Linked DNA regions of Homo sapiens: all the other regions are linked to region 1. Evidence: chromatin contacts called from ENCODE Hi-C or POLR2A ChIA-PET data. All regions are on one chromosome and are shown on one strand. The core of a region is the stretch at or near the end of the contact, and the rest is flanking DNA. Distances in the headings are between cores, read along the strand shown.

Region 1 (2,997 bases), core at 228-2,727:
TGAGTCCTGCTTCCACCGATGGTGAGACTTTGAGGCTCAAAAGAGTCAATAATTGCACAATGAGAATGTACATAATACCACTGAACTGTACATTTAAAAATGGCTAAAGCATGTGTATTTAGTAAAGACGGGATTTCGCCATGTTAGTCAGGCTGGTCTCGAACTTCTGACCTTGGGTGATCCACCTGCCTCAGCTTCCCAAAGTGCTGGGATTACAGGCATGCCGGGCATGGTGTCAGGCGCCTGTAATCCCAGCTACTTGGGAGACTGAGGCAGGAGAATCACTTGAACCTGAGAGATGGAGGTTGCAGCGAGCTGAGATCACGCCATTGTACTCCAGCCTGGGCAACAAGAGCGAAACTTCATCTCAGAAAAAAAAAAAAAAGTTAAATCAGTAAATGTCATGTTATGTGTATTTTACCACAGTTAAAAAAAAAACAAAAAACAGCAGCCAAGGTGGATAGCAAAGTACAAAACATGCAACAGCAATGACAGTAGCAGCAATGATTTGCACCCAGTTCTTAAGTGCAAGCAGCATAACGGGGAATTAAACAGCTCCCTGTCAAGGAAGGCTTGAGGAGAAGAAGGGCAAGCATGTGGAAGCCCCCTGTGAAGGCTCTCCCCATGCACACTTTCATCACTAGGGCCTTGCTCTGTGACTCTGACCTCTCTTCTTGCCCAGCATGGTCCCTGGGACCTAAGAGTCTGCCTTTCCTCACCAGAATACAGCCCCCCTCCAAGGCTGCAATTTTTCTCCAGGGGTCCTACCTGGGAGCTTAGCTGTCAACACCACCCTCTCAGATGCTCACCGCCTATGGCATCCTGCACCACTAAAGCTTGGGCAAACATCTTGCGCTTTCCTTTTCCTTAGTTAAGAGTATGATATTTGCAAAGGAACTTTACTAAAAACAAACAGGAATAGATGAAGAAATAATGACCCAAGTTACAAATTGCATAAGCAGAAAAGTAGCTCTACTATATTAAACACATAATCCTACATTCATCACAAAATTAAGTGCTTGACATACTCATTTTTAATTTTTGCAACACTCTGAAAGGACGTTGTTTTTGTGCTTCTTTGAGAATCAAGGGAGCTGTTGCTCAGAGGTCTTAGGTACACAGCAAAGCTAAACCAAGACTCGCACCCTGGCCTGACTGGCTCCAAAGTCTTTCTTTTTACCTCTGTACTGCTCCTAGGGTTCTCATTCAAAGGAGGTTCATAGAAACAGCAGAGAGCTTTAACAGATGCCACAGGCTCCGTGAGAACCATGCTCTACCCCTTGCTTGCAGACACATTTTAGGCCGTTTGCCTGCCTCTTTGTCTCTTAGCTCCTGCCTCATCAGTAAACTCGTGGGGGTAGGAGCTTTCCTGGCATTGCTCAACCCTGTACCCGTAACACCACAAACAGAGCTTGGCATATAGTAGGTGCTCATAAATATTTGTTGAATGGGTGAATGAATGATGACTGATCTCTCGGCGACATTACATTCTGCCCCAGCATTCACAGACTTCTCTGCCCGTTTATCTTGTGCTGCTGTCCACAGACAGACGTCCACTTTCAATTGTAACTCAGTTTTCAGACCCCACAGCCTTCTTTTTTAATAATAGTTTCTGGGTGACTCTATTAGCTCTTAGTTAACTTATGAGCTCCACCAAATGAGCTAGTCCTTTCGTAGCCCAGGTTACCTTCTTGAACTCTCTCTAGAACCACACAGACTACTGTTTACTTAGGTGAGTCATAACGGTGGTTGTGATCATGGTGATGATGAATAACTAACATTTGTGGGGCAGTTAAATATTCTAGGCATCATCAAGTGAAGGACTATGCAGGCATCATTGCATTTCTTTGTTTGTTTTTGTTTTTTGAGACAGGGTCCCTGTCTGTCACCCAGGCTGGAGTGCAGTGATGCCATATCAGCTCACTGCAGCTGCAACCTCCCAGGGTTAAGCAATCTTCCAGCCTCAGCCTCTTGAGTAGCTGGGACTACAGGCATGTGCCACCATGCCTGGCTAATTTTTAAATTTTTATTAGAGACGGTGTTTTGCCATGTTGTCCAGGCTTGTCTTGAACTCCTGGGCTCAAGCGATCTGCCCAGGAGATCATTACCCCTTCAGCCTCGCAAAGTCCTGGGATTACAGGCATGAGCCACTGTGCCCGACCATGTCATTGCATTTAATTCTTACCTCATCGTTGGTCACGGGTCCTATAATTATCCCCATTTTACAGATGAGAGAAACTGAGACTGAAATGGCCCAAGTCCTGCATATTTATTTCTGCTTCCAAAACTTGAAACTACTTTGTACTTTGCAACCTGAAAGTTTTCTACCTCCTACCTCACAAAATACACGGTCTTAGAAAAAGCTGCACTCATTACAACAGACCTGTGATATCACAATGCCCTGCCACACTCTACTACGAATACACCATCTGCACCACAAAAATCAGCACCCGCTCTGTAACAGGTGGGATATCCTTTTACAGTAGATGGAATGCCCTGCTTGGTTGATAAAATTGGCCCATCTTTCCTCCTTCCAGGACCTTCTACCAGCATCGCATTTCCTAAATCACTTCCTTTGAAAGAACACAGTCCTTCCAAAAAGCTCTCAAGCTGTATAAGTTTTGGCTGGACCCCATTCAAGACCAGTATTTTACACTTAATCTGCTTCTACATGGAGCAATCAGGATAAAGAGGATTTATGAGGAGTGCTTTCCCGGAGCCTGACCTTTCTCTCATGTTTTACCATTTATTTATAGTCTAGTGTCTTCAGCAAAGACATCCTGGGGCCTCCCGCTGTGTGATGCTATCAGATCACCCCTCGCTGCTGGAGCCGGTGTTCTTGGCTATGAAAGGAAGGGGTTGGGGCAAAGGCCAAGTACGAGGCCTTGAAGCTTCTGGCACCTCTGGGATGACTTCTCAGTGACTTGCTGTGAACTGCTCCCCCACCACCTGCCTTGAGTAGACTCTGGCATTCTGTGGGCAATTTTTTCATGATCC
Region 2 (2,997 bases), core at 140-2,639, 230 kb after region 1:
ATGGACCCCTAGCTTTAGACCCTACAGATCACAGTGCAGTGTCTTTCACAGAGTGAGTGTGCTGGGTACTAGTGATACTAAGCTGGGTGATAAACCCTGCTAGAGAGGTGCGGCCTGCATGGAGTGGAGAGTGTGTGACAAGGTGAAGCAGCCCAGACAGAAGTGCCAGCACCACCATCCACTAATTGGGTGACCTCAGCCATGCACCCGAGCTCTGGGCCTCATCTTTCCCATCTATAACATGTGGGCATGTACCTTTGTTTTGGCAAATAAATGACAATATATGCTTTTAGAAACTGGTGGCTACTAATCTTATGTAAAGAATGTGTGTATTTATCTTGCCAAATAAATATATGGTTGCTCTTCAATTTCGGATCATGACAAGTCGATATCATAACGAATTTGTTGTATTTCTTGGTCAGGGAAGAAGGAGAGAGAAAAAAACCAGTGCCTAGTGATGACGCCAAGTCAAGGTAAAACCTGGCCAAGGGTGGACCTGGCTCCAGTGTCTCTTCCAGTTCTCCTTCACCCTGGGGATTACTCATTTATCTCTATGAATGCAGATTTATGGACCTATAAATGAATATATGTGTTAGGGCCACCATTGCTTGTTGTAACTCCACAAAGCATGTTGACCACAAAACCTATTGAGGGCCATAGGGGCCCAGCCTGCAACGCAGCCCATCTGCTCCCTGCATCCTCATCCACCGCCTTCCTTACCACCGCCCACCCACATGCCAGCACTGCCGCGCGGCCTCTGCTCCGGCCGTCCCTTGGCCTACACTGCCTTTTCCTAATCTTTCCCAAGTTGACTCCTAACACCTTTTAAGACTGCCTAGAATCACCGGGAAGGCTTCGCTGGCCCACCCCTGCCCGCCCAGCTTCCCCAGGCTGGGGGAAGTCCTTCTTCTGGGGGCTTCCGTGTGCACCTCTGTGCCTCCACGTCCCTCCTCACACGGTGACTTTCCGATGATGCGCCTGCCTCCCCTGTCCATGGATAATGAATTCACCCAGGACAGGGCTTTGTCTTTTTCATTCCTGAATCCGAAGCTTACCTGCTACTAGAGAATTTGTGAATTTCCGTTGAACACGTGGAAGACCTAGGAAGCTGTGGGGGAGAAAGAATGAATGACTTTCTTCAAGGCCTCCTGGCAAAGCAGCAGTGCAGCGGGAACCGGAGCCGGAGGACGCTGGCTCCTCACCTAGAGCCCTCCCTTGGGTCAGGGTGGCTCTTCTCTCCCATACCTAGCGTCCGGCGCTTGGCTTTGTTTCCCGGAGTGGGTGGCACTGTTTGGCCGCCACAGGCACAGCATCGCCCCTAGGCATCGCCCTCCGCACCCGGGGATGCGGCGTCCCCAGCCTTGCCTTTCTTGATGGCTAAAGCAACAGCGCCACCTTCCGGCCTCAAGGCCACCGGGCGTGGCCGGACTTGGGAGACCTTGGGCGCCCTCTTGTGGAATTTCAGAAGTTGGGCTGCGAAAATGACTCCGTTATCCCCAGCTGACCATGAGGCCCGCTGGGCACTTCCACCTCTGAGGTTTGAGTGGTTCAGTGGGCCTGTGCAGGGAAACCCAGCCTAGAAAGCAAGCCTTTATAGCTACCTTGGTGTAGAAGATCAGAGGCATATGAGGTGAGAAACAGGTGACATGTCACGCTCCCTGGAGACAAAATGTCCAGAAAGCTCCTCTAGGCAGCAAATAAAGAAGTTATGAAAAGGAACCGTGGAGAAAAAAGAGGTGAAGGGAAAAGAAAGGGAATGTTATTCTGACCCACATGCCTCACCGCCAGGGCTGAAGTCACTACTAACAAGGCCATTTAGGAAGAGCAGGCTGGAGTTGACAGCCTTTCCCCAGGAGTCCTCTGGTTTCCAGGTCCCCCGGTTTGAAGCACTCAGGAACACACTCAGCCCCTGAATCTTCACTCAGTTCCGTGGTGTTACTGGCAATCGTTGGATATCCCTGGCTGGGGCTCAGCCTCAGCTCCGGTGTCAGCTACATAAGAATCTCAGCATCTTGGGAACGTGAGCTCAACTTGAAATACACTTCCCTGAAAGGATTACTTTGTTTTGGGACAAGGCTCATATCAATCTGTCCTGCCAAGAGATTACTGCTGTTAAACTGTTGGTTTTCACTGCTGTCAAACATAATCTTACAAGGAGAGAGAGGGGCAATCACCCTCAACACCCAGCTGCAAGAGAAGACTTTTGACTGGGCAGGACTTTTCCTGGCACTCTCTGGAGAATAAAAAAGGAATATGTAGAATGGCTGTTGTGTGATTAATGCTTACACCCACAGTGCGGCTGAGCCATTCCCAGGGGTGCACTGAGTGGGATCCCTCTACATGCAACGACCCTGCTGGCATTTCACAGGTGCCTGTGGAGAAGGCCCATTGAAGACCTGGGGCTGAAAGTGCAGCTCAACTTTGCACATATGCTTGGATTTCCTCTCTATTCCAAGGCAGACAGTCCTCAGGGTTTGGCCTAACACACAAAGGATGGGAAGAATAAAGAAACGATGTTCCAACAGTATTTCTGCAGATCTAAGCTACTGAAGGGATGCTGGACCAACCACGATAGATGCTTCCTTTTCCGCAGTGCCTCGAAAAACACTTAGGAGTGTGAAGGAGTGAAATTTTATGCTATTGGCCTTGTTCTCATTTACTTTTGATTATTATAAAATTATTCTAACGCAAAACCCATAAAAAATTGGTAACTCAGAATCTCGCCAGATGAACTGTTACATCGGACTACGCTCTAGGAAGAAGTATTAAAAATCAAAGATATTAACTTTCCAAGTGTTCATTTCCATCTGTTTTCCCTCTCTGGGACTCAGTTTCCTACTCTGTACAATTGGGACGGTGACCTACTTTCAAGGACCTTTATAGTTCAAACGCTCTTCGGTTCTGTGAAAAGAAGCCTTACATCATCCCATGGTGGGCTGCATGTCACATTATCACACAGAGTGGTCCTTGCTTTACAGAAAAATATTCATTTGCTCA
Region 3 (2,997 bases), core at 265-2,764, 190 kb after region 1:
TTTCTTTGAAATTTACATCCCAGAAGAATATCCTGGAACTTTTATAGATGAGGGAGTTCCTTGGGAGAGATGGAAAGGGGAGGAAGAGGAAATGGGAAGAGATTGGCGTGGGTGCAAGGAGGAGGAGGTAATGATCATTTAAAGGAGAAACGGAGGATGGAAGTGGGGTGGCGTGCAGAGCTGTGGTGGAACTCAGCCTCGGAGCTGGGCTTGGCGGGGTTGGAGAGGCCCTGGGCTGCAAGCAGGGGATCCTGTGCCTTTGAGGTACAGACTTTGAATCCACAGAAGTGTGTGTGTATCGCCCCACTTGATCCCAGCTTGCTTTCCTTCATCCCTTTATTCATTCATCTGAAAGTCCTCATGGGAATTTGTTTTGTGACTGTTACTGGGGACACAGCAGTGTACAAGACAGGCACGTTTCTTCTTCTCTTGGAGCTTTCGACTTGGTATCAGCCCATTTGCCTCTGTGAGGAGAGACAGTCGAAGCACCCATGAGTCGTTCTACTCTCAGAATCCAGCTCTGCCCGTGGTCTGACGAAGGCTGAGCCCCAGAGCTGCCACGTGGAGAGGCTGCTTGTCCACAGGCACAACTCCTGCAGGGCACAGCAGAAAGCGAGGAGGCATGCTGCTGGAGAAGGCCTAGCAGCAGTAACCGCCACCCTGCCAAACCTGGCCTAACATGGAAAAGACCCAGGCAGCCAACGGCCTCCTGAATTAGGTTGTTTGACAAAGCAATGAATGTAGCCTGGAGAGAAGCAGGCTGGAACTGCAGGGCATGCTACAGCTATCTTCAAAGATCTGAAGGAGGTCATAGAGGGGGCATGGTGGAGGTATGTACAGCGGCTCCAGAGGACACAGTTTGCAATGCTTGCTGGAAGTTATAGAAAAAGGAATTTGGGCTTACTGTAAGAAAAAATTACATGAAACATAGTAATGAGCTCCCTGTTCTTGGAGGCAGACAAGCAGTGTCTGCACCAACCTGCTAGTTAGTGATGGCACAGAAGAGGTGGCTGCACTGTATGAAGCTGGGCCTGCACGGTATCCCATGCTCCTTCCAATTTTAATACTTTATGATTCTGTAAAACACCGAGAAACTTTATTTTTAAAGCCACAAACCACTTATTTTTAATTTGGGTGTTCCTTTCCCATATTATTATTATTTTTTGTGGTGTGGGAAAAAATGTTTCCAAGGCCCTTCCCTTCTTTGCTGCCTCTGAAAAGCCAGACCTGGGCACGTTTTCACATGAATATTTTACCCTAGAAACTCCGGGCAAACGGGGTCCAGTGCCTTATACACTGGGAAACTGCACAGCTCTGAGCCCCTGAGAAGTGCGTAGTGTTATCTCCAGTTTATTGTTCATTCTTAGAAGGTACTCTGATGATTATTTAACTATTTTCCTGTCTTGGTTTGAAGAGGCAGGAATTAAATGTCAGTGAGTGTGTGTAACAAGAACTATGTAACCCTGCCCTTTGGGAAGAGTGTGTGGGGGGAAGCTAAAATTACTTAGATCATGTAGGGCTGCGCTTTGAGGTTCTCTGGAGCAAGGCTTGTGATGCCTGGGACAGCAGAGCTGGCAACAGCGGGCCCAGTGCCCTCAAGCCCCTGCTTCCTGCCTGTTTCTCTGGAAGTCAGCTGAGCTTCATGGCCACCCTAGAGCACAGCCTTGGAGCCCCTCTCCGCACACGTGGGTGTGCTGCCTGTCTCGGGTTAGCCATGGCCCATGAAGCTATCTCTGACTCCTGAGCAGCCAGACGTGGGGTGGGGTGGGGTGGCAGGGTGGGAAACCTCCCAGTCACCAACAGTGACCTTGGTGAGGCGCTGGGGGTGAGTCAGATCCTCCTCACAGACTACACACGGCTGCCACCTCCTGGAACTTGCCATAACCCAGGCAACTCTCAGATCCTGGGCCTTCACTTGTGATGTCAGGGATGGGGGCATTGCAAAGGAGGGAGGCGGGGACAATGGCTGGATGTTACCTGCTCTCTACTCTGGAAACCCAAGGCTGGAGGCTGCTGCAGCTCTGGGCGCCCTGGGGGCTTCTGCCAGCCCCGCCTGGCTTCCCTCTTGGAACAGAATGGAATCCTCACAGGTTTATAAAACCAAGCCTGATTTCAGGAAAGGGGGTGTCCTTTGGGGCACCTTTGATTTATCCTGCCATCCTCATCCACATCATGCCCCACAAGAAGCCCTTTCTCTCTGAGCCGAGGTGCTGTCACAAGCTGTTCAGAGGCCCCCATGCCCTAGTACCTCTGAGACAAGCAGTTGCTGTGGCAAAGGAGAGGCACCAAACAAAGACACTGGCCCTCTCTAAAGACTCTTGGTGACTCTAGAGCCAGAAGTCAACAGTGGGATGGACAGATCATCTCCAGCTCCTGTCTTCAAAACGCACCTGTGTTTTAACGGCTCCCCAGGGAAGGAGATCCAGTCACTGGCTAACATTCTGCGATGGTGTCTGATAGCCCTCACCAGCTCCAGAATGTTCCTATCCCTCTTAGGCTTTCTTTTTGTATCTTCATCACTCTGACGTTGGTGCGCTTTCAGGCCCTGTTTGCTGCAACCCTGACTGGAACCTCCACATTTAAGTTCCTAATGAAATCTTCTCTTTGACTTTTGCTCATTTATAAAACTTTGTGCCAGCTCTTGGGGTCCAGAGAAATCAGTTTCTAGACCAAATGCCAAGTGCCATCTCCCAAATCTGCAGGTGAGGGTAGTCACTAAAATGCCAAGTGACCTGTCTGCAAGCCGACAGCTGAGGGTGACCTTGCTGGCTGGGCTAGGCCAAATGGGCTCCGGCGTTCAGTGTGTCTCATTTCTCTGCTATTTGACCTGGTTCACATTTGGCTGCGGGGATTGAGCCCAGGCAGTGGGCCCAACTCAGCGGTGTCCTCTGGCCTCTGCACAAGATCTTTATCATGAAGCTAGGCAAGGGCTGTATAATCCTTTCCGTTACTTCAGGGTAATGGTCGAGGTAGGAAGGAGCTCTGGGTGACCTGCCT
Region 4 (2,997 bases), core at 205-2,704, 140 kb after region 1:
CTGGGAACCTTATACTCACCATTGCCTGGAGAAAGTTTTCCTCTTCTATGTGTTTACAATCTGAGGGAGACGAAACTCAGGCAGATAGACGCTAAACGGAAATAGACACAACAAAATAGAGAACACTGGACAAACACAACTAGATAAGGGGAAATATTGCTTTTGTATACCCTTTGTTTATTATGTTGTATCACATTTTACAGAAAGAATTTTGTTCCCATAGACAGAGAGCCATCACTGTATCCTAGGCTCCTGGATTCGGCAGAGATCCAAAGTCCCTGTGGAAGTGTGATGTGGCCTGGGATGTACCCCTGTGGAAAGACTAGAAGGTGTGAAGGCTTCCAGACCTTTGTTGAGGACTTATGAGAAAGTGGGGAGGGAGTAGGGAGGGCTGTCGGCTTCTCTTCCTCCGGAAGGATGGCCCCTGCTGAGACAGGGGGCTGCAGCTGTCACTTTGCAAAGTCCCTTCAGTCCCCCGTCCTTCAAATCGGCAATTTTATGTGTACCTTTTGCAACGGAGACAGTTAACTGACCTCACTTCCCACTGCTATGGCTTGGTGGGAAGGGATGGTTAGGAACAACTGATTCACACATCCCCAGAGGGAAGGAGGTACAGAGAAAAGCTTGCCCCCGCCAACTATTCAGATGTCCACAAAGCAAAACATGCAGATATTTGGAAATAGCTAAATAATCAGTGGACTTGATCCAGTTTCAATTCTCATGCAACAAGTGCCTTTTGCACCGAGCATATCATGCTTATATTTAGTGTCAGGAAGACTTGGCCACAGCTAAGTCTTGGCTCTGTGTGTTTGCACGTGTGTGCATGTGCACGTGTGTGGGTATGTGTGAGTGCATGAGTATGTATGCGAATGTATGTGTGTATATGAGGGAGTATGATTGGGTGTGTGTATGTGGGTTTGTGTGTATTATGTGAGAGTATATATGAGCATGTGTGTTTGTATAAGTATGTGAGTATGTGTATGTATGTGAATTTGTGTGCCACTGCATGTGGGAATGTATGTGTATATGAGTTTACGTGTGTGTGTATGCCTGTGAGTGTATGTGAATGTGCCAGTTTGTGAATGTGAGTGTAGGCATGTGTGAGAGCTTGTGTGTGTGTGTGTGTGTGTGTGTGTGTGTGTGCACGCATGCTCAAACATGTGCCTGCATCTGAAAGCTCTTGCAGAACAGGAGCCTGGATTCCAGCTGGTGACATGGGCAGCATTTCCTGAAATTGCTTCTGACTCACAAGCACTCTAAGACCAGCAAAAATCATACAAAACAATTAAAATATGCAGAAACTTGGGTTTGCTTTCTTTTGGTTAGTTTACATCAGGGAGTTGTTATTGGAGAAGAAATTTGTCTCAAGGTTTCCTGAACACAGCAGAGGCACAGCCTCTGTCCTGACTTGGTGTGACCTTTGCCCCCTTCCTTGCTGGGCTGTATGGGGCCGTGTATGTCAGCTGCAGTCATAACCGATTTCACTCAGAGTTCCAGGTTGCAGAGCTATCTGCCTGACCTCATTGTGGTTTTCATGCCATGGCAAGAATGTCTAATGGAAACCACACTGGGCTGGAAGTCAGGAGTGTTCCTGTGTTCTTGGGTAGATCAACTAAACTGTCCAAGCCTTAGTGTACTCCTGGGTCAACTTGGGATTAGCAGCGTGGGCCTGCTTGCCTCAGGACTGATGAAGAAAGAAGAGAGGAGGGTAGCACACTGAAAGAAGCACTAGCCCTAGTATTTGGTGGTTAGCTTTTGAACCTAACCGGTAAAGTCAAGGGGCTCTACAGGTCAGCTCCTATGGTCTCTGATGTCCAGTCCAAGTTTCCTTCAGTTTCCATGGCTCCTTGCCCTGTAGCCACCTGCAAAGGGAGAGAGAAAGGGAGCATCCTCTCATTTATTGACTGTCCCCATTCATCAATTTAAAAATAACCCTTAATGTTCCACTGTCCCTAAGTAAAATCTGATTTTCCAAATCCCTGAACTTCTATCTTTGCACATTTGCTCCTGCCCTAGCCTTCTGCTCTTCTGCAGGGACTAGCTTGTGTCACACACATCTGAGGCTGGCTTCCACCACCTGGCCTTCAGAAGCAAGCGGCAGTACCTCCCTCCAGGACCCAAGGTCAGGAGCATGTGATCCTGACCCCAGCTGGACGCCCCTCACGACTCCACCCCACAGTCTCAGAAGTTTTCTCATTGGAAGGGAGAGGGAGGCCTAGATCACAGTCAGATCTGAGCAGAGAGGAATTCCTCTGTGAATGCCAATTCAGACTTTCTTTATCCAAAGGCCACACAATGTGAGCATAGATAATCTCTTTGGAAGTTTAGATCAAATAAATAAGAGTCATGTGTAAAGGCTATTCTCTTGTGTCTGTGATGAGAGCCAGAGAATTCCATTGTCACTTCAATGATTCCTTCTTCGTATCTTGGCCATGGCCCTCCTGCCTTGGAAACCCTTTCACCTATCAATAAATATGCACAAAGCACTTCTTTGTGCCAGCTGGTAAGTTGGGTATTGCAGGATACAGGGCTGTCCTCATGGGGTTTCAGTGCAACGTGAAGAAAAGATGTTAAACCAGAACTACAGTAAAATACAATGTGTTGCAAAAGGAGGTGTGCAGCTGGCTTTGGGTATACAGCACAGGGATTTAAACTTCTCTGGGGTCAGGAAAACCTCCCATGGAGTGATAAGTTTAAGTTGAAACTTGAAAGACTTAGGGGGTCAGCTCCAAGATGCATTCCCAGAATAGTGCCTGGCACAGGAAATTCTCCCTAAATATTTGTTGCAGGAATAACAGAGGAGTCAACAAAAGGGGATGATTTTGTGGAGAATATTCCAGGCCAAGGAAATTTCACACTGATGTTTATGTGGCCTGCTCAATGCAGCAAAAGAAGCCCTCATGGCTGCAGTAGAGAGATCAAAGGGAGAACTCCTAGGAGACAAAGATGGAGAGGGAGGCAGAGACCGAAGTGCAGAGGCCTTCAAACTTTATTTTG

The links. A loop is a pair of places that touch in the nucleus more often than their neighbours do. ChIA-PET counts read pairs that join two places held with the same protein, here RNA polymerase II (POLR2A). Pooled maps may share reads with other maps.
Region 2: a map of transverse colon shows a loop between it and region 1 (2.1-fold over the local background). The contact joins the promoter of LINC02551 here to the enhancer-like site in region 1. A Hi-C loop is called at or near these places in 2 of 168 maps with a recorded cell type or tissue (sigmoid colon and transverse colon), 1 of 37 single-sample maps with no recorded cell type and 5 of 50 pooled maps.
Region 3: a loop to region 1 is called in a map of Panc1, with 3 times the contacts of the local background. The contact joins two enhancer-like sites. A Hi-C loop is called at or near these places in 9 of 168 maps with a recorded cell type or tissue (Calu3, IMR-90, MCF 10A and 6 more) and 6 of 50 pooled maps. POLR2A ChIA-PET finds 5 or more read pairs at or near these places in 2 of 52 experiments (Panc1 and naive thymus-derived CD4-positive, alpha-beta T cell).
Region 4: a loop to region 1 is called in a map of PC-9, with 7 times the contacts of the local background. The contact joins two enhancer-like sites. A Hi-C loop is called at or near these places in 2 of 168 maps with a recorded cell type or tissue (MCF 10A and PC-9), 4 of 37 single-sample maps with no recorded cell type and 6 of 50 pooled maps. POLR2A ChIA-PET finds 5 or more read pairs at or near these places in 1 of 52 experiments (Panc1).

Annotation. Positions count from the first base shown.
Region 1 is chr11:130,635,459-130,638,455 of GRCh38, forward strand. No RefSeq gene overlaps it. Among named protein-coding and RNA genes, the nearest start is that of MIR8052, 30 kb to the right of the region's middle. Within about 2 kb of position 1,478, at least 9 of the 41 ENCODE cell types and tissues checked have a DNase peak (open chromatin) inside an H3K27ac peak, as active enhancers do; they include PC-9, Panc1 and heart right ventricle, where a contact is called at or near this core.
Region 2 is chr11:130,860,721-130,863,717 of GRCh38, forward strand. LINC02551 (long intergenic non-protein coding RNA 2551) reads right to left here and starts at 1,390. Exons shown (of 6, transcript NR_125383.1): 1 at 1,246-1,390; 2 at 1,056-1,108. RefSeq lists enhancers at 751-1,251, 1,252-1,752.
Region 3 is chr11:130,826,119-130,829,115 of GRCh38, forward strand. No RefSeq gene overlaps it. Among named protein-coding and RNA genes, the nearest start is that of LINC02551, 34 kb to the right of the region's middle. RefSeq lists enhancers at 1-530, 531-1,109. Within about 2 kb of position 1,515, at least 8 of the 41 ENCODE cell types and tissues checked have a DNase peak (open chromatin) inside an H3K27ac peak, as active enhancers do; they include Panc1 and heart right ventricle, where a contact is called at or near this core.
Region 4 is chr11:130,771,242-130,774,238 of GRCh38, forward strand. LOC105369576 (a long non-coding RNA gene) reads right to left here. Exons shown (of 4, transcript XR_948197.4): 4 at 157-1,862. Among named protein-coding and RNA genes, the nearest start is that of LINC02551, 89 kb to the right of the region's middle. Within about 2 kb of position 1,455, at least 7 of the 41 ENCODE cell types and tissues checked have a DNase peak (open chromatin) inside an H3K27ac peak, as active enhancers do; they include PC-9 and Panc1, where a contact is called at or near this core.